Linked DNA regions of Homo sapiens: region 1 is linked to region 2. A link is an interaction called in ENCODE POLR2A ChIA-PET data of the cell type or tissue named here. Cell type or tissue: PC-9. All regions are shown on one strand. Each heading gives the region's core, and the rest is flanking DNA. Links, peaks and the distances in the headings are about the cores only.

Evidence for each region. ChIA-PET counts read pairs that join two places held together with the same protein. Peaks named below come from ENCODE experiments on the same cell type or tissue, not always from the same donor. Only the 100,000 strongest peaks of a DNase experiment are listed, where the experiment ranks them.
Region 1: POLR2A ChIA-PET joins it to region 2 with 20 read pairs; 3 of 35 experiments call an interaction of 5 or more read pairs at or near these places.

The regions. Positions count from the first base shown.
Region 1 is chr11:44,978,342-44,990,867 of GRCh38, forward strand. No RefSeq gene overlaps it. Among named protein-coding and RNA genes, the nearest start is that of LINC02685, 11 kb to the left of the region's middle. RefSeq lists an enhancer at 11,289-12,178. In PC-9, for the core only: no CTCF peak of the experiment used is centred there; no DNase peak of the experiment used is centred there; H3K27me3 peaks cover 818 bases.
Region 2 is chr11:45,040,587-45,053,112 of GRCh38, forward strand. It overlaps LOC105376650 (a long non-coding RNA gene), which reads left to right. Exons shown (of 3, transcript XR_931237.3): 2 at 951-1,160; 3 at 3,109-3,467. Among named protein-coding and RNA genes, the nearest start is that of LINC02685, 73 kb to the left of the region's middle. RefSeq lists enhancers at 746-1,247, 8,792-9,291 and a silencer at 10,181-10,368. In PC-9, for the core only: no CTCF peak of the experiment used is centred there; a DNase peak (open chromatin) is centred at 5,540.

The DNA.
Region 1 (12,526 bases), core at 5,508-8,007, 61 kb before region 2:
GAGACAGTGTGTGTGTATGTGAGAGAGAATGTGTGTGTGTGAGTGTGTGTGAGACAGAGACAGTGTGTGTGTATGTGAGGGAGAATGTGTGTGTGACTGTGGGTATGAATGAGAGAATGTGTGTGTGACTGTGTGTGTGAGAATGTGTGTGAGAAAATGTGTGTGAGAGAGTGTGTGAGTGTGTAAGTGAGAGAGAGAATGTGTGTGTGTGACAGTGTGTGTGTATGTGAGTGTGTGTGAGAGTGTGTGTGTATGTGAGAGAGAATGTGTGTGTGAGAGAGTATGTGTATGTGTGTGAGAAAGTGTGTGAGTGTGCATGCATGTGTGTGTAGGGTGTGCAAGATCGAGCAGAGAGATTGAAGCAAGTGAGGCTGGGAGCTGCTTCAAGGAGGAAGAGAGGGAAAGAAAGAGAAAGGCTTGCCTGTCAGAGGAGGAGCTAGAGAAGAAAATGTGAGCTGGAGTTCATGCAGGGGAAGGGAGATGGGCTGTGTGGTGTGCTCCTCTTAGCAGAGGGCTTGAAAATCTCCAGCAGGACTCGGCCTGTGTCCCCTGGACTTTGGTATCCTTGGCAGTGCCTTGGACCTCACTGGGTACTGGAACCCACTGGTCTGTCTTTCCCACTAGACTGTGATTGTCTCAGGGGTAGGCAATGTGTGGCTTCCTCCCTGAGCCTCAGGCCTAGCCCAGTGCCAGGACTCATCAATATTGTTTGAACTGGCTGAGCTCCAAGCAGGTGGGTTTGGAGGTTTTCACTCTTTGTTTGTTTTCTAGGTTGGTCTTATTTAACAAGGCAGGCAGCCTGGGGTCAGACCCAAATTCTTGCCTGCCCAGTTTCAGTCCTGCCTGGAGAATGAGATGGGCCTGACTCCCTCAGGCTGGAGCCCAGATGAGTTCCTGGGTGCAACAGAGGAGGCAGTTGGAGCAATGGGGACTGCCCAGTGGGAGGGAGGCGGAGCCAGTCTTATTGTTGAGAGGGCAGAGGGCAGAAGGGACTCCTCTTGGCAGTTGGTCCAGCTCTGGGCTACCTTGTCCATCCTGAGCCCTAGGAAAGAAAACAAAAGGAGCCTTGCAGTGCAGGCCTGTGTGGTCCAGAAAAAGAAAGGTAAAATCTCCCATGGCTGCTGCTTTCGGTCCGACAGGCATCAGGCTGAGCTACTCGGGCTGCTTTTCCCCTCTGGGTGAGGATGCACCAACACGAACATACAGAGCGGCTGCTTCTACACAAAGGGACCCCAGGAGAGCAGGAGAGGCATTTGTGGGACGTCACGGGGAACTTGTTGTCCACCTGGAAGGGGCTGCCAAGTCAGACTCTTCTTTGGGGAGAGGAGACAGGTAGCGCCCCTGTGGGGTGCCAGGGTTTGGCCATCACTCAACGACGGCCGGGCCGGTGCCTTAAGGAGCTCGGGGAAGGAGAACACACCTGCGCAGCATCAGCCCAGTTCTAGTGTGAGTCATCACCAAGTAGCTGATGGCAGCTGTGGAACAAGAGCAGGTACAGGATGGGGGCCCCAGTTGGGAGAGAAGAGTGGAAGAGGCATGTTTGGGGTGAGAGCTGGAGGCATGAAAAGGTGGAGGGACGTGGAGGGTACGTGCTCCTTACAACAGCAACTGCAGCCAGTCAGCCTGAGCACAGGGCCCTGGGAGTTTGGGAATGGAAGACACAGGGCTGAGTGAGAAGGTGGAGGTGAGCTTCCTCATTACAGGGGCCAGGAAATGCTGACGAATAAACAGCCATTGTTTACTGAGCCGTTGCTGCATGCCGGGCGCATAGCCAGGCCTTCACACACAACAACAATGGCATTTGCTAGGTGCTGGGCACATTCTGAGCACGTCACGGCACTCACTCACGTGGCTCTCACAAATCAGAGGGCGGAACAGACCACAGAGAGGTTAAGTGGCTAGTCAGAGGTCAGCCAGGATCAGGACTCCTGACCCCCTGACCCCTGCCAACTACAGCTTCTCCAGATATGACTGCCCGGTAGATATTCTCCCCACTTTATGGACGAAGAAACTGAGGCTCGGAGGGATTAACTGAGCAGGGAAGGAGCGCTCTCATTGTGCCAGGCTCCGTGCTAATCACGCTCCCATATGTTATTCCCTCCATTCTGGCCACAGCTATATGAGGTGGAGATTATGATCCCCAGGTTACAGAGGAGAAAACAGGGGGCGGGGAAAGGAGGGATAAGTCATTTGCCAAGATTTGATCGAAGAATCAGCATGAAGCCTGTGGAGTTTTCAGGGATCCTCATTCCCTCAGGGAGCCACAGCTACAGCACCCACATTTCAGGCCCCAGTAATCCCCCCCAGGCCTGGGGGTGAGATGGGCGGGGTCCCAAAAAGACCCTTCTCCTCCAGAGCCCAAGTCACTGCACCCAGCCACTTCCTGCTGCAGGAAATGCAGACCAGGACGATTCCCGTTCCCCAGGGCTGCAGGAGGAGTCCAGGGGAAGGGGCTGTGTGGAAGGCTGCAGAATCCAAGTTCAGGAAGGAAAAGCATCCTCTCCAGGGTCTGGGTTCCGATTCTGGCTTAACCTTTGCGGTCTGTGAGCTGATCAGAGCCTCAGTTTCCTGTCAGATAAGAATAGTCACCCTCCCCGCCTCGGGGAGGAACTGTGAGGACCAGATAGAAAGGGCCCCGGGTACAGTGCTGCTCTGGCCAGACCCCAGGAGTAAAGTCTGAGATGAGGATTCCTGTACAAGGGATGCATCAAGGGTGTGCTCCTGGGGGAGCTGGTGAGGGCGAGGGAGGCACCCAGCCAGGGTACATGCAGGAGGCTGGGGAGGGGTGCCCACAATGTAGATCACGCCTCTGTGTTGGTCAGACTCAAAGCAAGGCCCTCTGCCACTGGCCAAGCGTCCCACCCTGGCTTCCAGTTCTCTGCACTCAGGGTCAAAGTGGCTCCAGCAGCCTGAAGGCCATCAGACGCCAAAGCACACAGAAGCCAGGGGTGGGGCGGGGCACTCAGAGTTGGTAAGCAGCATCCAAGGGGATTTGGGTGCAGCACAGATGCTGTCGCCTGTGCCTGACACAGAGCAGATGCTCATTAAACAGGGTCAGTAACTGCTGGCACCCACAGAGCTGGGACAAGGACCCTTGGGCCTGGGTCAAATCGTGTGGCCACTCAGCCTTGGCAGGTGTATCGGTTTTCTGTTGCTGCTGAAACAAATGACCACTCCCCTCAGTGGATTAAGCTGATATTCATGGATTGCATTCTCTTAATGGTTCTGGAGGTCAGAGGTCAAAAATCAGGATGGCAGCAGGGGTGAGCTCTTTCTGAAGGCCTCGGGAGAATCTGTTTCCGTGCCTTTTTCAGTTTCTAGGAGCTGCCTGCATTCCTTGGCTTGGGGCCCCTTCCTCACATCCCTCCAGCCTTCACTTGCAGCATTACCTCTCCTGCTGGATCTTCTGGCCTTCCCCTTGTGATAACACTGGGCCTGTTCTGATAGCACAGGATACCCTCCCCATCTGAAGACCCTTAGCTGAATCACAGCTGCAAAGGCCCATTCTACCATGTTAGGTAACATATTCACAGGTTCTGGGGATGAGGATGTGGACGCCTTTGTGGGCCACTACACAGTCAACCATAGCAGGGAAAGGACAGGGACCTCAGCCTCCCCCAAGATGGATACACAGCCCTGCCTTTGTCTCAAGGGGACAGCTCTACTCCAGAGCTCCCTGTGGGATGGGGCTGAGACTAGACTTCAACTGGACCCACATCTTTGCCTGGCTTCTTCCCTTACTTTCTTGTTTCTTTTACCCCTATAGGTTTCACCCCAGACACCCCCTGCAAACAATAAATTACTTGCATAAGGCTCCCTGCTTCTGGAGAACCTGACCATGTCACTTTGTAACATTATCCCCATTTCACCGACCTGGAAGCTGAGGTGCAGAGAGAATGATTATATCTTGCCCAAGGTTACACAGAGAGTCAATGGCAGAGCTAGGACTGGACCCCAGTCTCTCAATTCTCAGTTCTGGGCTCCCCATCCCTCCTGTTTGTCTAAGGGCCAGCGAGGGGGTCTGGGGAAGATCAGAGAGCCAGTCCCCACATAGCTCACCATTCTCAGGGTTGTCATGGTGCTGCTGAGCTGGCTACCTGCCGTCCAGAGCCTTTTTCTTCCTACCTCTTCTAAGTCCTTTGTTAAGGAAGTGCACTTTGAAGAGACTTCTGGCTGTTTTGCTTTGAATTTCCGCAGCAGCTCTTTTGCCCCAAATCCTGGCAGCTTGGCTTGAGAATAGACTGTTCATCCAGTTGCCTGGGATGGTGTGAGAGGGGTCTGCTAGTCCTGGAGCGGGAGGCCGAGACAGAGGCAGGCCACCCCATGCCCTGAACCCCCTTCAGAAGACCCAGGCCACAACACAGCAATGGTCCGAGCTAAGACAACTCAAGTCTTGTGCTGCTGATTTTCGGTCTCTCCCCACTCCATCCCTTCCTTTCTCTGCTCCAGGTCCCAGTTGCATCTGTGGACCATGGGCTCTCTGCCTTCTGGCCTCTGATGGCTGCAGCCAATGGAAGGCCCCGGCAGGAGAGACTGGTGTTTATTCCTCCCGGATCCTTGCCCTTTCAGGCCTAGGGTTGGGCACAGCTTCCCAGTGATGCTAAGCCCCCACTGCCTCTCCATCCCTTCTCATGTGTGATAGGCAGTCATGGCCCTCAAGTTGTCCATGTCCTAATCCCTGGGATCTGCGAACCTGCCACCTTATATAGCAAATGAGACTTTGCAGATGTGATTAAATTAGCCGGGTGCAGTGGCTCACACCTGTAATCCCAGAAGTATGGGAGGCTGAGGCAGGCGGATCACTTGAGGTCAGGAGTTTTGAGACCAGCCTGGCCAACATGACAAAACCTCGGCTCTACTAAAAAATACAAAAATTAGCTGGGTGTGGGGGTGGGCGCCTGTAATCCCAGCTACTTGGGAGGCTGAGGCAGGAGAATCGCTTGAACCTGGGAGGCGGAGGTTGCAGTGAGCTGACATCATGCCACTGCACTCCAGCCTGGGTGACAGAGCAAGACTCCATCTCAAAAAAAAAAAAAAAAAAAAGATTTAAAAAGATGTGATTAACTGACTGATCTTTAGATGGAGAGATTATACTGAATTACCCAAGGAGTGGGGGGCTGATGATGTAATTAGGGTCCTCATAAGAGGGAGGCAGGAGGGCCAAGGTGATCTGATGATGGAAGCAGAGGTGGCAGTTATGTGGCCAGGAACCAAGGTAAGCCAGGAGAGGCAAGCGATGAATTCTCCCCGGGGCCTCCAGAAGGAACCAGCCCTGCTGACACCTTGATGTTAGCATTTGGGACTTGTGACTTCCAGAACTGTAAGGAAATAAGTTTGTGTTGTTTTAAGCCACTAAATTTGGGGTAATTTTTTACAGCAGGACTGGGATATTAATACGCTGCACTTCTGTAAATACCTTCTTAATTAAATTATCTTCAGTTAAAGCCTCAAATGTGTTTTGTATTTCCTGCCAGGACCTGAGTCATACAACTACTGATATGTGTCAGAAATGGTGTCAATTATTTTATTTATCTCTCATCGCCCATGTTGCTGGTGGGGAAGGTGGGACTTATGTCCCACAGTCCATAGTAAGAGGTGGCATCCAACCCTCTGGCTCCAGGACCTGAGTCACAACCCGGCAGGCTGCTGCTCGTCACTGTTAAAGGAGAAGCCGATAGCAAGGGAAGGAGCCCTCATGAAAGTGAGAACCACCCGCACCCCAACCCCGAAGGACACAGGCCCAGGGTCAAGTTGGGTGGGGCGAGTGCAGCCCAGCTGTTCAGGGGCATGAACATTTCACTTCTTGCTTCTGAGAACTCAAAAACACACCCAGGTGCTTTTCAAGGTTTAGCTGAACCCAAGGAACAGCATTTGAATTGATAACTCTCAACCCTCAGTTTCCTCTTCCACAAAATGGGAATTTAAATGCCCATCTTGTAGGGTGGCATTGTGAAAATTAAAGTACACATGAGGAATGATGACCACATGGTAATTACCCAATAAATGGTGATCACTCTTATTTTAGCATCTATCATAGATGCTAAAACTCTAGCACAGTTCTAGGTACTGGGGATAAATCAGAGAATAAAATGGACAAAACTCCAACCCTCATGAGATGTTCATTTTGGTGACCTGAAACAGACAATAAACAAATAACTACATTTTGTTTGGAGACTATGTTGCCCAGGCTGGAGTGTAGTGGCCTGATCACAGCTCACTGTAGCCTGAATCTCCCAGGCTCAAGTGATTCTCCTTCCTTGGCCTCCCAAATAGCTAGGACTACAGGCATGGGCCACCACACCTAGCTAATTTTTGAAAAGTTATTTATAGTGATGAGGTTTCACTATGTTGCTCAGGCTAGTCTGGAACTTGCGGGCTCAAGTGATCCTCACAGCTCAGCCTCCCAAAGTGCTGGGATTAAAGGCATGAGCCACCATGCCTGGCCAACTAAATTATTGAGTGGGTCAGAGGATGGTAAGAGGCGGAGGGTAGGGCATTGGAGGAGGGGGATGCTGTGATTTTACATAGATTGGTCAGGGGCAACTTCGCAGACAAGATGACGTTGGTTTTTGAGCATCTCCTCGTTGTTTCATCTATTGACGTGCTGATGTCCTTGTATTTGCTTCAGTATAATTGGTGCTAATGGATGGCTGTCTCTTGAACCCTGGGTGAGGTAAGGATGAAGGCTCAGTGTGCCTCGTGTATGTGTGAGGATGGGTGTGCTCCCCAGCTTTCCCTTCCCCCGCCAGCCATTTACTGACTCTGAGCCTTTGCCCAAGCTTTGCCCTCCGCCTGACATGCATCCCTCCCCTTGCCAAATGCTCTCCCATCCATCAAGTCCGCAGCACACCCTCTCTTATTGTCCTTGGTGCCCTCCCCGTTCCTTGGGAAGAACTGAGGGCCCCTTCCATGCGTTCAAGCAATTCTCCTTCTTCAGCCTCCAGAGTAGCTAGGATTACAGGAGGGTACCACCATGCCCGGCTAATTTTTGTATTTTTGGTAGAGATGGGGTTTTGCCATGTTGGTCAGGCTGGTCTGGAACTCCTGACCTTGGGCGATCCGCCCGCCTCAGTCTCCCACAGTGCTGGGATTACAGGCATAAGCTGCCATGCCCAGCCTCATGCATTCTCCTAACACACCTTTATTTTTTTATAGATGAGGAAACTGAGGTACAGAGAGGCTAAGGCCATTCATGTGAACCCACAGAGTCTGACTGCAGAGTAGAGCTCTAAAAATGATCTAATTTTGAAAAGTTAATTTGTGCATACGGCACAAAATTCAAAAGATACACAAAGTAATGGAATGAAAATTTAGTCTCGCTCCCAGGGAGTATCCACCACAGGTATTTTTGTTGGAATGTCCTTCCAGAGATAATCTGTGTAAAAACATACATGTATTTGAAATTTACATTTAACGCAAATGGGAGAACAGCAGCTTTGCATGGCCCCTTGCCTTTTCCTGCAGGTAGCGGCATCTGTCTTGAGATGGCTCTATATCCATGCACACAGGCTGCCGCTCCACCGCTGCTCCATGCAGTGCAGGGAGAACTTGGGGCTGGAGGGCTGAGCCCGTGGTTCAAAGCATGCACACAGCATTGAGCAGCCATGCCTATCCTGTGGTCCTGGCCTCCCTGAATGCATAGTGGAACAGAAGCACCCTAGAAGGTCACCACGACCCCATCAGAACCCAAGCATGGCACTTCCTTTCCTGCCCTCTGTCCCTGGTCAGAAGGCACTGGCTGTTCCTGGATGTGTTTGTCAGAACAGTAGAGGATAGAGAAGACATACATCTACAAGTCTCTCATTCAAAAGAGAGGCTCCAGGGAGACCATCCCAGGCCCCAAATAACTCCAAGGTAAAAGCTGGTGTACAGCAAGGAAAACAGGAGAGGCACTTTGGTCGTTATCAGGTTATCTGTCTGGGACAGGCAGGTGAACTTGATGTCCAGTAAAAATTCCTACACTCATGCCTCTGGGTCCTAATTTCTGATCTCTGGGCCTCTGAGGCACAGACCCAGCCCTCACGGTCCTTGCACCTGCTTCAGAAGCAAGTCATTTCTCAGCCTCCTGGGCAGCTGCTGGCCGAATTGCAGAATCATTGCACTGTGAACCCCAAGAGGTCCTCTCACCTAGCTGTTTTTTAAGACATGGGCCCTGTGCAGTCCAGTTCACTGCTCTGCTAGCTTTTTTTCCTTGAATGTCTCCAGTGACAGGAATCTCATGCCCTTTCAAAGGCATTTAGGGGAATTCCTCGCCACCAAATATCAGAACTAGAAGACATCTTAGGAATCTCTTTGCCAACCCCTTTATTTTTTCTAATTATACTTTTTCCTGCCTTGTACCTTATCCAGTACAGACCTAGCTCTCTTCTTCTGGTGGGTGTATTTATTTTCCTTTCATTTAACATTTTTTTAACTGCTACATAATATTTGTACATATTTATGGGGTGCATGTGATATTTTGTTACAGGCATAGAGTGTGTAATGATCAAGTCAGGGAATTTGGGGTATCCATTATCTCGAGTGTTTATCACTTCTATGTATTGGGAATATTTCAAGTCCTCTCTTCTAACTATTTTGAAATATCCAATACCTTCATTAGCTGTCCTCACCCTACTTTGCTATCGAAATGGCTGGCTTTATAATTGCTGCAGTGTGGGGAAGGTCCTCTTTCTTGAAGGAAAAGCACCACCAAAGTAAAGAGCGATTCTGGCTTAGTTCAGGTTTCCATAACAAAATGCTACCAACTGAGTGGCTTAAACACAAGACTTTTGTTGCTCCCAGTTCAGGAGGCTCGGAAGGCCAAGATCAAGATGCCAGTGATTTGGCATCTGGGTGAGGGCCCTCTTCCTGGTTTGCAAATTGTTGCTTCCTGCCTCTCCTTACAGGGTGGATGATCTCTCTCTTCCTCTCTCTCTCTCTCTCTCTCTCTCTGTCTTTTCTGTCTTTCTTATAACAGCACTAGTCCCATTCCTGGAGACTCTACCCTCATGACCTAATCACCTCCCAAAGGTTCCACCCCCAAATATCATAGCATTAGGGACGAGGGCTTCAACATTGGAATCTGGGGGGACACAAACATATTTAGCCAATAGCAAATCCCTACTCCCCACCCTAGCTGTCCTCTCCAACTCCACCCAGCCAGGATGGGAAGTACCTGGCAATTGTGCTACTCCCTGGGCCTGCAAACGCTTGGCTCCCGTTGCTAATCACACTCAGATGCAACCTGAGTCTTCTCAACACGGCACTCTAGGAGCTGCTCCAATCACTGGGAATTGGCATGGAAGATGACACCCCTGCCATCCTGCTCCTTCCACCGAGGCAGCCCTGCAGATGAGAGAGTTTCCAAACCCACCCGCCTGCAGGGTTGTTTCCAGTCCAACCAGACCAAAGGCCTCTCACGGCCCTCAAACCGCCTGAGCCCCTGCCCCTGGCTGCCTGTGTCGGAGCCGCCTGCTGTGGAAGCCACCTTCCCACACAGTTCAGTCTTCATCATGCCTCGCTTCCCAAATGCCATACTCCACCCCAATCTCCAAAAATGGGTTCAGCCTCTTCCCCAAGTCTGGAGCGCCCTTCTTGGTCTTTTCTGTGTATCCAGATCTCCAACCTTGGAGGGCGCCTTTACATGCAGCCGAGGTTGAACCACTGCTAGGTGATCTAAGAGAACTTTCCACACACACCCTCAGTTTGTACCACAGTCAGACCTTCCTGCGAAGTGCTTTTATGGGTTTGTTTATTCATTGACCACGCTTACTAAGGGGCCACATGTTGATCAGAGTATTTACCTGGGGCCAGGTGCCACGCTGAGACTTACTCACTTCATCCCATTAAATCTTCATGACATTCCTATAAAGTAGGTATTCTTATAAGCCTGGTTTTTGGGAAATGGAGGCTAAAAGCTTGATGGGCTTATCAAAGTTGCCTAACTGGTCAGCAGCAACCCCAAGATTTGAGTCCCAGCCTGACCCCAGAGCTGGCATGGGTGGCCCCATCTCTGCACAGCCACACCCTCATGGGTATAGCTCCCCATTCTCTTCACCTGTTGTGTCCCATGCACCCTTCAGACTTCAGCTTGGCAGGGAAGGGGGCCCTCTCTGACCTGAGTCCCAGACACACTTTCACTGAGAGAGCACTTGTCACTGTGGCCATTTTTATTTATTCGTGTCATTATTTGAGTCACGGCTGTCTCTTTCTGCCCCCTCCACAGACCATAAGTTCCACGGAGGCTGGATTATGTCTGCTTTTTACTGCCTTTCTCAGGGTTCTTTAGCAGAATGCCTGGCACATGTTTGTTGGATGGATGGATGGACGATGGATAAGAAAAGAAGGAAGAAAAAAAGAAGGAAGGAGGGAAGGGAAGGGAAGGGAAGGGAAGGGAAAGGAAGGGAAGGGGAAAAGAAGGAAGGAAGCAGATTCTAGATACAAATTCCAGCTTCCCAGCCAGCCAGCCACAACTTTAAAGACAGAGACCCATTTCTACTTCTCTAAGCAGCAGGGATCTCAAGCAAAGGACAGAAGCTACAGAGGCAACTTTGCTTCCTGGCTATGTGACCTTAGGCAAATGCTCCAGCTCTCTGAGCCTCACCTGCAAAATGGAGATGGTAGTACTCACTTATAGGAAGGTAGTGAGGATTAAATGGAAGCAGGAGGAGGAGCTCCCTGTAAACAGCAAGAACTTGCCCACAGTGAGTTATGATTATGCTTCCAGATTTCCCTGAGCCTGGTGCCTCTCACAGGGGCTCCATCAACAGTAGCCATCTCTCCCCACCCCCCGCACACTGTGTGCCATTAGCTTATTAGCCTTGGTAGTGAGGGCAGCCTGTGCAAATCCAGGGGAGAAGCAATCTAGGAGTGGGCTTGTGAGTGGGCTCCCCCCATGGGCTCGTTTTTCCCAGACCTTCCCGAGGGCTGCTAAGACTCTGATGAGAAGATGGTAAAGGAGTAGAGTGGAGCATGGGTTCTGAGCACTGCGGTTGAACTGGGAGGTGCAGGGATGAGATCGTCAGAGGCAATGTGTCCAGTAAAGCCCTCTCTCCTGCCACCCTCCTGTTAGTACCTGGCTCACCTTCTGCCTGACTGGGCATGGCACTGATTCTTATCAGCAACCAATTGTCAGGACCCCAGGTCAGAGGCCCAGTGCTAAGTAACCAGTCAGCTTTGGGACCCTGAGTTTGTTTAGGGGACCTCCCTCAGCCTCAGATCAATGCATGAAGGATGATGACCTCTAGGGCAGGGGTCTTGAACTTCCTTTCCAGGTCAGGACCAGCCCTCCTCACTTCTCCCATCATCCAAGGACAGGTAGCTTTGCTGATAGATCCTTCCAGGAGCTCTCCGGAGCCTTGGTTTTCTCATCTGTAAAATGGGATAAGGCCCAGCTCACAGGCTGACCTGTGCACCCAGTGAGTTCTTCTAGGAAAGAGCATGATACACAGGAAGGGGAAGTGCCTGTACCCAGGCTCTTGCCCTCCTTTGGTTCCCAGGTAACCCTCAAGCCCGCATCCCTGGAGCAGCAGACCCAGGTGAGAGGTCAACGCCGGCAACCCCGGGCCTCTCCTTTCCTGCGAGGCCCAGCCTTCAGCAAAGGCTGTGAAGCTGACTGCAGTTGCCTCGGCAGCAGCCTGGTGCTGAGGTCAACACTGTCATCTTGCTGGAGTATGGGAGTCGGTGCAAACATGGCTTCTCGTCAGCCAGGAAGACGCCCAGCCTGGCACAACCTTCGGTTCTGACTCCCATCACCTCCTGTTGACAGCGTCTGGCTGGCATCCTAATCGCTCATTGGACAAATTGCCAGGGCAGCGGTAGACAGCTGGCATGTGTTAACTCGCTCAGTCCTCACAGCGATCCCATGGGGAAGGCGGTTATCATCCCCGTTATTGTACGGCCAGAGAAACAGTGGCACAGAGGAGTGAAGTGGCCTCAGGATTGGCACTGAGGCAGCCCTGGCTCTGGGGGTTGAGGCCCTCAACACTGCTCTAGATCAGAGGTCTCATAGGATTTGTCTGTTAAAACCCCAGCTGCGGGGCCCACCCCCTGTGCTTCGGATCCAGTAGGGCTGAGACTCATAGGGCTGGGGCCTCACTGCTCAGAGAGTGGGGAGCTGCAGCACCCAGTGCTGGTCGGAAATGCAGACTCCCAGGCCCCACCCTGGTCCTCTCAATTGGAATTCAATTAGAATTCACATTTTAGCAAAATCCCAGGCAATTTGTGAGCCCACTACAGCTTACAAAGCTGACTCTAAACCACCGCATGGACAAGGACCCGTTACTTCTGGGGCTTACATACCTGTGTGGGAGGCAGAAACAAATATATGAGATCATCTCAGAGGGCAACGTGTTCTATGAAGGGATAAAACAGAGCCACGAGGAGTCAGGCACTGGGGGTGGTCTGTGCTGTTTTAGGAAGAATGGTCAGGGGAAGCCTCTCTGAGCTGGTGACACTGGAACTGAGGCCTGAGGGAAGAGGAGAGGCCAGCACTTCACAATCAGAGGAAGAGCGCTTACAGCCTGGGAGGGGCACTGAGCTGCCACCC
Region 2 (12,526 bases), core at 4,189-6,688:
CTTACCTGCATTCTGCTGGAAGATCAGCTGTGGACTGAGTAGCTGTGATGCTGGGCCCTTCTATCTCCACGTGGTCTTTCAGCCCAGATTTCTTTATGGCATGGTTGTGTCAGGGCAGAGTATTTAAGGAAGGAAGAGAGTAGAAGATGATCTGTGGAGTCGTGGAGTTTGATTCCTTTACCAGGAATTCAAAGCTTTGTTTGAAAGACCAATCCCCCTCCACCTACTGCTCGCTCCAACTCCCCCTACCAAATTGTCAGGTGCATATCATGGACTGTTGCTGGCTGTAAATATACTGGGAAGCTGAGTGAGTAGCTTTCTCACCTCCCTAGTAGAGGCATGCAGGGAAAAGGGGATGGGAAATGAAGGTACAGTGTGTGTCACTGATGTGAAGGTCCCTGGCTTGCCAAACAACGGGCTGTAGCAAAAAATTCTGGAGTCTAGTCTTGCTGGAATCGAGTGAGGAACATCATAGGCACCCAATCAATGTTTATGAATGAAAGCCAAGAGTGGGTGCAGAAGGAACAATGGGATGAGACTTCTTCCCATTGGGATGATCTTGGATACGTCACTTTATTCTCTAAATCCGTTTCCTTTTCTGTGAAAAAAGCAAATTACTGCATGGGGTTGTGTGGACATTAAATGAGATATTATATGTAAAAGGGTCCTCAGTGGGGCCTTTTCCCCTGAAAGGTGAGGTGGAACCTGGGGTTTGCAGCTTAATGTAGCCTCCAATGGCCAAAGGCTTGCTGTAGGCTGGGCTCCATGCTAAACCCTTTGTGTCCTTTTTTCATTTCCTTTCCATGATAGCATTCCCATTCAGATGAGAAAACTGGGGATCATAGAGGCTTTGAGAGGTTCCAGCTGGTAAGCAGAGAGCAAAGGCTCAAACCAGGTCTGTTGGGCTCCAAGCATGCACCCCTAATCACTACTCTAAATTGCTTTTACAGAAAAATAAGTCAATGCAGAGCTTCCAACACCATCAGCTCACTGTGGTTCTGCCTTCATGGGCCAGTAACTCAGCCAAAGCCTGGAGATTCTGGAAACTGCCTCCATTGCCTTTGCTGTCCCTGCCCCTCTGCTGGAAGTCGCCCACAGGTGCCAGCTGGGGCCAGCCTCCCCCAAGACTGCCTCCCCCATCAGGAGTGGAGTCCTGCCAGGTTAGCAGAGCGGCTTCCAATTAGACATCATCTCCTGCCCAGGCAGGAGGCAGAAAGCAGGCGGAGCTCAGTGGGGTGCAGGCAGTTAGAGGGTAATTAGATGTGGATGCGGAACAGCTCCCTTAATGAGAAGGCTGCTGTGGGTGAGGGACACGCAAGAGAAGCATCACTTCAGGCACCTGCCGCCACCAGCATCTGGCCCTGGGCAGGCTGGGGAAGGAAAAAAGAATTCACGTTATTTGTGGCCCAGGCTCTGTGCTGGCTACAGGGCTCCTTTACCCTCATAACACCCTCCCAAGGGCAGGAATAGCATCCTATCCTGCAGAGGAGAACACTGAGACTCAGGGAAGGAAAACACTGCTCAACCCCTCCAGGGCACACAGCTAGAATGTGGCAGACAAAGAGGTTAAGAGGTCTCAATCCCAGGTCTGAGCCCTTTCTCCTCTAGCACACCACTGCCCCCATGTTCTTCATCTGCTCTCATCCTCTGACACTAGAGCATCTGATGGGCACTCATAGTTGACACCAAGGATGATATTCAAATTATTCCTCACCTGGTATGGCAGGGCTATGACCAGCTAGAACACACCCAGGCCTTCTGGAGGCCTGAAGCAGGGTCCTGAAGGGCCCTGGTTGTGGCAAGCATTAATCCCTTGGTTGCTGGATTGTGAGAAGGATCTCAGGAGAGGGCTGGGGTGGTTGGAACAGCTGTGGTGGTAAAAATACTCAGGGGCTTGGGGGAGCAGCTTTTAACCAACTGGTATAAAAGAATCTCAGTTTTTAATAACCAGCATTGCTCTAATAACCAACACATGTCGAAAGAACCTTCATCTCCTATTGGGTCTACCCTTAAAGGTAACGTTTGCTTCTATGCCAGAGGGCTGGAACCAAGGAGGCTGCTAGTGGCATCCTGTTGAACACACCCCGCCCTTCACCCAGAGCTGGCACCCAATGCCCAAGATGAGTGACTCATGCTGTCTCCCCAGAGCAAGCAAGAGAGGGAACAGAGACTTCCCAGGCAGGAGCAGCCAGCCTCAGGGAAGCCCCCATCTGGCTGAGGCAATCTAGTCCATCTGGAAAAGGGGAGAATGTGCCAAACACTACAGCAGCTGTGCCCAAATCAAGTTCTGCAGATCCAAAAAGTTGTCCTCAGCAAAGAGGGTTCCTTGAGTAAATCTGTTTGGGAAATACCGCATGCCCCACACTCCCTCAGGACAGTCACAGCACAGATTGGCATATTCAAGGTTCTGAGAAATTCCAGGGTAAAAAGGCCTTCCGATTTTATGTAACCTCACATTTTCCAGGCACATTTAATTACAGAGCCTGCTCTTTGTTTAGCCCTAATGGGACTCAGAGGGCATGAGTTTACCTTGGGATGCAGCTTGGGAAACACCATTATAGACAGATCCCTTCTTTCATCCCAGCAGCCCAGACTTTGCCTCTCAGCCAAAGCTAATACCAAGGGTGGGTCTGTGTCCTGCTGGCAAAGGGTGAACAGATCCAGGGGAAAGGGAGGCAAGGTGTGGGGGAGTGAGTGCTGATCTGCACTCCAAGGCCCCCAAAAATGCTCCTTTACTCCCCCTGCATAGTATCCTTCCAGAAAATAATCAAAGCCAATCAATCCACAGGCTGGGAGCTCAAGAGATGCTCAGCCCTCCCTTGAGCTGGAAGAGAGGTTTAAGGCTGCAGCCCAGCCCCTGAGCACCAGGAAACAGTCCTGTTGTGGACTCCATGTCTGTGTCTTCCCAAACATCCTATGTGAAGCTCTAACCCCCAATGTGATGATATTTGGAGACGGGGCCTTTGGGAAGTACTTAAGTTTGATGAGTTAATAAGGGTGGGGCCCCCACGATGGAATTGGTGTCCTTGTAAGACCAGAGGAAGAGATGCTGGAACTAACTAACTCTCTCTCTCTCTCTCTCTCTCCCCCTCCCATGTGAGGTCATAGTGAGAAGATGGCTGTCTACAATCAGGAAGAGAGCTCTTACCAGGAACCAAATCTGCCAGAACCTTGATCATGGACTTCCAGACTTTAGAAATATGAGAATTCCTGTTGTTTAAGCCACCTAGTCTATGGTATTTTATTATGACAGCCAGAACTGACTAAGATGAGTCCCTTGGTCCCAAGAACTCTGGACTAGAATAGACATGTTCAAGTATGGGTTTTACTTCTGACCTGCTGTGTGACCTCAGCAAGTCACTTAACCTCTCTGAACCTCAGTTTCCATCGGTGTAATTGGATGATAACACTTAGATCACTGGGTTGTGGAAAGACTCAATAATGATGACAGCCACACTTATAGAGCACTAACTGTGTGCCCTGCGTGTCTGCTTGGTGTATAACCTCTGTCCTAGATTCTAGCTTTGTGCGGAGTGGACATCCCATGATGGATGCAGGGAAATAATGGGTGTATCTTAGCCTGGGTCTCCAGAAAGCAGAGCCAACAACAGAGGCTTAGCTGTGAGAGCGTGTTGCAGGGACTAGGAGCGTGTGCCAGGAGTCGCAGGCTGGCGATGGTGATGAGCTCTGAACAGAGTCAGTCCATCCCATGGGACTGCCAGAAGGACTCATCCAAAGAAGAAAGAGGGAGCGTTTATCACAGGTTCCATCTCCCCCAGGCTAAGAACGCCCCACGGGGAAGGTTCCCACCGGGCATCAACTTCCCCCATACTTCTAGGCTGTGCGTGTGTCTCAGTGGTCCCATTGTGAACTGGTACCCAGCCCAGAAATCCTTGATTTTGCTCTCCTTTCTGACACCTCAAATCTAATCTGTCAGCAAGACTGCTGGCTCTTCTCTTGAAACATTTCCAGAATCTCACTACTTTTGATCACATCCAGTGCTCCTGCCCCGGTGATAATCATCGGAATTACCAGCCTCCTAACTGGCCACCTGCTTCCCCTCTTGACCCCTCACTCTGCCCAGCAATCGGCTGATCTTTTCACAAGTAAATCAGAGCGGGTCACTCTGCAGCTTGAAACTTACAAGCCTGCAACCTACCTTCCCTTTACACCTGAGAACTTACCATGCTGAGCAGGGCCCCAAATTATACAGCCCCAAACGGGTCAGGTCTCATTTTTGTCACATTTCCCCAGGTCAATCCACTCTAGCCACACTGGATTCCCTTCTTCAGCCCACCAACCTCACGGCCTTTGTACCTGCTGTTTCCTCTGCCTGGAACAGTCTTCCCCTGGTTTTCTAAAAGGACCACTCCTTCACTGCTATCGTCTCTGCTCAAATATTTCCTTCCCAACCATTCTTTCCAAAAACAAACAAAAAACATCACCCCACCCACTGTCTACTCCCTGCCCTTCTTCTCTTGTCCTTGCAGCACTTACCCTTGCGTGGTGTCATATTATACTTTAGTCTCCAGCAAGTCTATCTGATGGAACTTCCTATAAGGATAGACATGTTCCACAACCCACGCTACTCAATACAATAGCCACTGACCACATATGGCTGTTGAGCACTTGAAATGCAGCCATTGTATCAGAGGAACTGAATTTTTAGTTTTGTTTCATTTTAAATACTTTGAATTTCCATTGCCCCGTGTGGCTAGTGGTTTCCACAGAGGATAGTGAAATTCTATAGTCTCAGTCTCCCCCAAAAGAATATTAGCGCTATGAGGATGACTCTTATCCCTTTTGTTCATAGATATGTCTAGGGCCTAACATATTTCCTTTTCTTTTCTTTTTTATTTTTATTGAGGCAGAGTCTCACTCTGTTGCCCAGGCAGGAGTGCAGTGGCGTGATCTCGGCTCACTGCAACCTCTGCCTCCCGGGTTCAAGTGATTCTCCCGCCTCAGCCTTCCAAGTAGCTGGGATTACAGGCGCCCACCACCACGCCCAGCTAATTTTTGTATTTTTAGTAGAGATGGGTTTCACCCTGTTGGTCAGGCTGGTCTCAAACTCCTGACCTCAGGTGATCTGCCCGCCTTGGTCTCCTAAAGTGCTGGGATTACAGGCATGAGCCACCGCACCCGGTGCCCTAGCACACAAAGTAGGTGCTCAAAAAAGACTGGAGAATGAGTGACTCTATTATTATAGAATTACGTTCTCTTTTTTCCTTTTACATGAATGAGGGAACTAGAACCCAGAGACGGTAAGTGTTCAGCCAGCCACACACAGTGAGTTCCTGCCCACTGAATAACTTCCCTCCTCCACTCCTGTCCACTCTGCTCCCTGGTGGCTTGTTGGCAGCAGGGAACTGATTAAAACCAATCAGCCAATTTACCCTGGAGAATCCGGGATGTGGTGCTCCAGGTCGCAGCTGGCATGGGCTGAGACTGCAGGTGAAGGCATAGGTGTCTGTGCTGCCTCCACGAGCCAGTGGGGGTGGACGGAGATCCACGGGGTGCGTGAGTCACAGGATATTGCTCAAGATGACAACAGACAAAAAACAGACTAAAGCCCAGGAGACGACCAAGTGATTACTTTTTAAATCAAGAACTCTTTACAGATTTCTGCTAGGCCAGCCTCAGGCAACAGGGGTCAAAGAAGAGTCTAGCTGGGAATTGTAAAAGGAAACAGGAAACTTGTTTCCTGCCGATTGGCAGGAAGTGTGAGCAGGAGTGGTTTATATTTGGAAAGAGAAAGGTAAGGAGGGGGACCTAGGGAGTCTCTGTGGTCTGAAAATGCTGTTGACGTGGACAGTCCACCTTGCTGAGCTCAGCGTTGCCCCGATCTCCTGGGAGTGAGGACGGGCGCGGTTCCGATGCTTCACAGCGTGAATCTGCATCTTTTATTCACCTTCTCTAAGCCTCAGTTTCCTCATCTGCACAATGAAGAGAAGGAAGCCCACCCCCCACCCCCAGGAGATGTGAAATGTCAATAGACCAGTGTATGAAGTGCCCTGCACATAGCCGGTGCTTAGCAAATGGTAGCTTATGATATTATTGTCATCAAAGTCTCCGGGTGCTGTGAAAGATAGGAAGGTCAGAAAATACTTTTCTGAGCTCGTGACAAACTGGGCCTTGGACGAGCAGGCAAGGTGAGAAGGAAGCGCCAGGCAGAGGGAACAGCCTGACCAAAGGCTCAGAGGTGGGACGGGGGGGAGCTTATTTGGGCCACACAACTGGCAGGTCCTGATTCTCACCCCACTCCCAACTATGACTTTGGGAGGCTGTCTGTCTGTCCTGCCTCCTCCTCCTCCTCCCAATGGCTATCTCGGTGGGAGTCCTAGGGAGCAGGGTGAGGGCACTGGGGGAAGGAGAGGCAGGTTTTGGCGGCTCGGGCAGGTGGCAGTGGCAAGGGCCAGAGAGAACAGGCTGTGGTCTAGTTAATCAGCCCGGACACATCTGATTACCAAGAGGGGACGAGGACAGTCCCAAGGAGGGGCAGGACATCCTACATCTCTCCATCTAGGGTTGCTAGATTTAGCAAAAACAACAGACAAACAGAAAACAGGATGCCCAGTTAAATTTGGATCTCAGATAAATAGCAAATAATTTTTTAGCATAAGTGTGGAGAAGCCAAGACATACTTCTACCGAAAAATTTATTGTTTATATGAAACTCAAAAAGTATTCATTGTTTATCCATAACTGGGCATCCTGTATGCAGGCCTAGAGCTTGGTTGACAGTGTGGCCTTCATAACCAGGGCACCCTGGGCCAGGCCTGAGACCAACCGGACCCCTCAAAGTGGCCCCCTGTTGCTCCCCAATGGGGTTCAAGGGCCAAGGTCAGACCCACCCATTTCCCACCTTTGCCCAGTATCACACCACCCCCATTCCTTTTTTTTTTTTTTTAGATGGAGTTTTGCTCTTGTTGCCCAGGCTGAAGTGCAATGGAGCGATCTTGGCTCATTGCAACCTCTGCCTCCCAGGTTCAAGCAATTCTCCTGCCTCAGTCTCCTGAGTAGCTGAGATTACAGGCATACGCCACCACGCCCAGCTAATTTTGTATTTTTAGTAGAGATGGGCTTTCTCCATGTTGGTCAGGCTGGTCTCGAACTCCTGACCTCAGGTGATCCACCCACCTTGGCCTCCCAAAGTGTTTGGATTACAGGCGTGAGCCACCACGCCTGGCACCACCCCTATTCCAACCCCCATGTTCCTGCCTCCAGAACTTTACCCTTGTCATGCCTCTGGCCTGGAGCGCATTTCTTTTTTCTTCTTTTTTCTTTCTTTTTTTTTTTTTTTATTTTGAGATGGAGTCTCACTCTGTTGCCCAGGCTGGAGTGCAGTGGTGCCATCTCAGTTCACTGCAAGCTCTGCCTCCCGGGTTCACACCATTCTCCTGCCTCAGCCTCCCGAGTAGCTGGGACTACAGGTGCCTGCCACCATGCCGGCTAATTTTTTGTATTTTTAGTAAAGACGGGTTTCACCGTGTTAGCCAGGATGGTCTTGATGTCCTGACCTCGTGATCTGCCTGCCTCAGCTTCCCAAAGTGCTGGGATGACAGGCGCAAGCCACCACGCCCAGCCAAAGCACATTTCTTTCACTGTCTCCCCTACTTAATTCTAACTTTCCTGCCAGATAGAACTCACTTCAGTCCTCACCTTCTTGACCTCCTAGACGAGTTCCCTTGTTCTTAGTGTATCTTACAGCCCTGAACCTTCCTTTGGCTGCATACAGACACCATTCTGTTTACCTGTGAAACCCTCTGGTTTTGGTCCACACATCTTTGGCTTCCCATGCTACCCTGTGCCTGGGCCCAGACCCAGCGTTAGCAAGTACTCTGGCCATTTTTATTGTGTGAATGAACAGGAACTATTCCAGGAAATGGGAGGAGGCAGATAAGGAAGGTCTGAAGCACCCATGTGGTTGCCTCACATCTTCCCCAGAGAACAGGATCCTTACCAAACCACTGACCTGGCCTTCTGTCTCCAGGCAGGACAGGAGCCCATGGCCACGGTCAAGGGGACAGAGCTCGTGAGGGAGGCCAAGAGCTGACATCCCAGCTCTGCACCCCCGCCATTGTTCACTGTGGGCAGCCCTCGACCGCCCTCTGAGGCCCTACTACTCCCCTAAGTAATGCTGACCCTCACCCCCCCAGCTCTGCCTACTGTGAGTCTTGTCCCTGAAAACTGCATATTCTTTTGAGAGGGACATTGGTCTCCCCTGCCCCGGGAGGCTACAATCTCTGGACAGCCATAGGCAGCCAGGGCCTGTCCATCTTCTGTCCTCAGCTGCTCGCGCAGTGTCTGCACTTAGCACGAGCTCAGTGGTTAGCGGTAGGGTGAATGAATGAGTAAATAGCACATTTCCTCCACATCGTGTCAGTTTGTCAGGGACTGGGGGAAAGGGAGAGAGGCAGCAGTGGCAGATGGCCATTGGGACCAGGAGTAGGGACTAAAAAGGGAAGATGATGAGCACAGGGAAGGAGCCTGATCCACAGGCACGCTACTCTACGTTGATGTCATCTTGGACGAAACCCAGGAGGACTGGCTTATCACAAATTATGTCTCCCCAGGCTAGCGTTATCATCTGATTTCGAACAAATTACAGAATTAAGGGGGTGGGGCTGGGCCTGTCCTATATTTGGCTCTGGCATATCAGCGGAGCCAGTGAGCGTCTTCTGGGCTCGTGCACGCAAACCTGATTAAGGTCAGTTTGGGCAGGAAAGTCGCATGCTCCCCCAGATGGCCAAGGATCTCACAGACAGGAGGTGGAGGCAGGGAGGAGCCAGTCAGCCTGAGACACACGCACCTCCAGCCGCCAGTCCGCCAGTTCCCACTAACTCAAATGATGTAGCTGTGGCTGGGTGGGGGGCGGCAGCTGGCAGATGCTGTGTTGACAGAAGGTATTTCTAGCACCTCTGATGAGGACCAGATTATGCCCAGCATCCAGGGAGGTTGGGAGCGTGTGCAAGAGAAACCAAGGAGGTGGGAATGAGTACATCTTGTAGAAAAGGAGGGGGAGGCTGGGAGGTGGGAGAAGCTGGGAGCGGGGGCTGCGGTGGTGTGAATTAGAGCAGGGCTTCTGATTTCTCTTGCAGCCTTAGCTCTTGCTACCTGTAGAGGACATCTGGTGTTTTTGTCTGCTTAACATTTATTTCCTTCCTTCTGGAAACGTCATCCTGATTTGGCTTTGAGGAAATACCCTGCCTCCACTCTTGGCCCATGTAGCCCAGGCAGGGCCGACCCCACCCCTCAGATTCACAGGTGGGCCCAAGCCTCAGCCTGGAGTACAGCCCTGAGTGCAGGGCCTGACTCAGGGATGGCTTGGCATAGAAGCTGGGTCAACCAGTGTCAGCACTGAGACTGTGGTTGGAATGACTGGGAAATCAATATTTTTTCCCAATTGAGACTGAAGCAGGGAGCAGGGAACCCCTAAGATGTGGCTAGGCTCTATCTCAGAAAAAAGCCAGTGCCAAAGAAAGCAGAACAAGAAAAATGAAACAAGAAAGAAGAAATCGAAATGACATAGTTTGAGCACCTGGATCCAGCTGCACCTGAAGCTCATCTCTTGGACTCTTCTGAAAACACGAGCAAAAAATCCCCTTTCAGCTGAATTTCTGTAATTTTCACCCCCCCACCAAAAAAAACTTGATTATTTTTAGTCCTACACTCACGCCATATGAGCCTAGTTGCAGGTTCTCAGAACAGATTGAACACCACCCCCTCCAGATTGTTACTCGGGCTGTAACCTCTCCCAGGAATACCATCCCAGTCTCACAGTCTCTTGTTAAAACGCTACTCTACCCTTCACTCAAATGTCACCTACTTCAAGGCACATCCCAAGATGCTGCATTCAAGATGTTTCCTCTTTGACGCTCCCAGAGCTGACTGAGTGGACCTTTGTTATGGGGCGCGGGGCAATGGAGCTGAGGCTGCACCATGTTTGTGAGTATTTAACCCTCTCTTCATTGAGCCCAGCACTGTGCCAGGAGCTTAACAAGTATGTTCTCCTTTCATCTTCACACCTGCTCCTTGAGGTAGTATCTCTACAATCTCTATCCCGCTGGTGCACCGTTGACCCAGGGAGGCTGAGAGACATGCTTCATGTCGAAGGTAAGAGCCTGGATCAGGCCTGCAGAGTTCCATCTCTAGCCTGCCATGTCATGCTGGCCTCTGGCCTCATTTGCCTGCCAGGGTCTTTCTCCCACCTTTTACTGCAGTGACCAACGTGAAAAGTGGAGGGCTTAAGAGTGTAAACTCTGGAGTCACCCTGCTTGGGTTCAAATGCAAGCTCAACTTCCCAGGAGCTGTGTGACCTTGGGCAAATAACTCCTCTGAGCTTCCCTTTCTTTTTTAAAAAATCAGAATAAAATACACTTAATGTAAAATTTACTGTCTTAACCATGTTTAAGCGTACAGCTTAGTAGCATGAACTACATTCACACTGCTATGCAACCATCACCACCGCCCAGCTCCAGAACTCTTTATCTTGCAAAACTAAAATTTTGTACCCATGAAACAATGACTCCTCATTCCCCCAAGTCCCAGCCCCTGGCAGCCACCATTCCACTTTCTGTCTCTATGAATTTGAACACTCTAGGAACCTCACATAGGTAGAATCATACAGTATTTGTCCATTTGTGACTCACTTATTTCACCTAACATAATGTCACGAAGGTTTATCCATGTCATAGCGTGTTTCACTTTCCTTCCTCTTTAAGGCTAAATAATATTCCATTGTATGTCTTCCACGTGATCCCTAAACTGAGGCTAGAATTTATCTCTATGGTAAAAATTAGCCATTAGTATAGGCATCATGGCCAGCTCTCTATAGCCTGGAGTGGGCCAGAGATGAAGAGGAGGGCATCTCGGTTGGGAGGGCCATACTCCTGCCAACGAGAGGGCAAGGTCATGTTGAGGCCCATCATCTGCGCTGCTTCCCATTCAAACAATTGTCCACAGGGACGACAAGAGAGGGAAGGATTCTCAAACAATTGTCCACAGGGACAAAAAGAAAGAGAAGGATTCTTTGGTGTGCCATGGGAGATAGGGTGTCCCTGCAGCAAGAGGGCATTCTTGATTCCAATTCTTCTCCCATCTGCAGAGTATGCCTCTTCTGAGCCAGGAGCGTGCTGGGAGCCATCATAGCCCTCGCCAGCTCTCCTCCCAAATGCCAAGGAAATGTTCATCAGAGGAATGGCAGGACAGGGGGGTGGGCAAGAAAAGTGCCAATCCAGAAACTCTTGGCTGAGCCCCCAGTTTCAAGGCAATGTTGCAACTTCCCCCTAGGATCTGCAAGGTGTCAATACTGCAGGGAAAGGAAATTAAACACTTAGTGCCAGTTGAGGAGAGCTGCTTGCAGGAATGCCAGGGAGGACGGATGTTTTGGGCCCGGAGACTGGCTTCTCAGAAGCACTCCTTTGAGATAGGGCTGCCTCTCTGGATTCATCCCAGCACCTCTTGGGCAGCTGCATGGATGGAGCAGGCCCAGATCTGGACACCGTGGAGGGCAGGGAGAGGAGGGGAGGGAGACTCACTACCAACTACCCTGGGCCTGTAGTCAGTGTTTGGTCTGTCAGATGCAGGCACTGAAGACACCGTCTACCTGTGAGATTCCATCCGGAATACCCTCTTCCTCCTTCAAAAATGCTCAGAATTAGACTCAATGCATCACTCCCCCACCAGGTTAGGAAGTGAAGCTGGTGGCTTTCGGGAGTTACCCGGGTTGGGAGGACATGGCATTCTTGCTGTCAGTGAGAAAGATGACCAGGCTAGGAAGTGCCTGCTACCATGACCTCTACCCATTTCACCCCCCATTATCGACGGACACACCACCCCCTGCCATGGAAGGTCGGATTATTGTCGCCAGCTCTCCACTGCCTCCCTGTCATAGAATTACAAGTCCACACCCTTTGCCATGTTGGGCCTGGCTGTGGGCCTTGCTTGGGCCAGTGGAATGCAGCAAACACCCTGTGAGGTTTTAAATGTGCTTACATAATTTGGCTTGGCCTCGTGTGCTTCTGCCATCTGCCCTGAGAAGAGCATACCCCCAGGAGCAGCAGCAACGAGTCCAACTAAAAGAAGGAAAACATGGCTCTGAACACAGCCCCATCCCAGAGCCACACCTGAATGAACCAAGCAGAAATCAGCTGAGCCCCAGAAGTGAGACCCAGAAGTGAGAAAAGTAAATATCTGTTCCTGTGGGCCATTGCAATTTTGCTGTTTGTTCTTCAGTATTAGTGCAGCAAGCAGGACTAATACACCAGATATAAGTACACATATGTGTGTTCAAACAACATAAATGCAAGTTCATCCACAAATATATGCCAGATGCATATCATAGATACACAAACTACAATGCACCTATGACTTCTCCCTCAGGCGGGGAGCCTGGGCAGTCCCATACGTGTCCCACTGAATCACACTGGTTGTCTTTGCAGGAGACGCTCAGTGGGCCTTACTCCTAACCCAAGGCTGGGATGCTGTGCCCTCCTTTCTTCAATCAAGAGCCTGAAGGAAACTTGAGA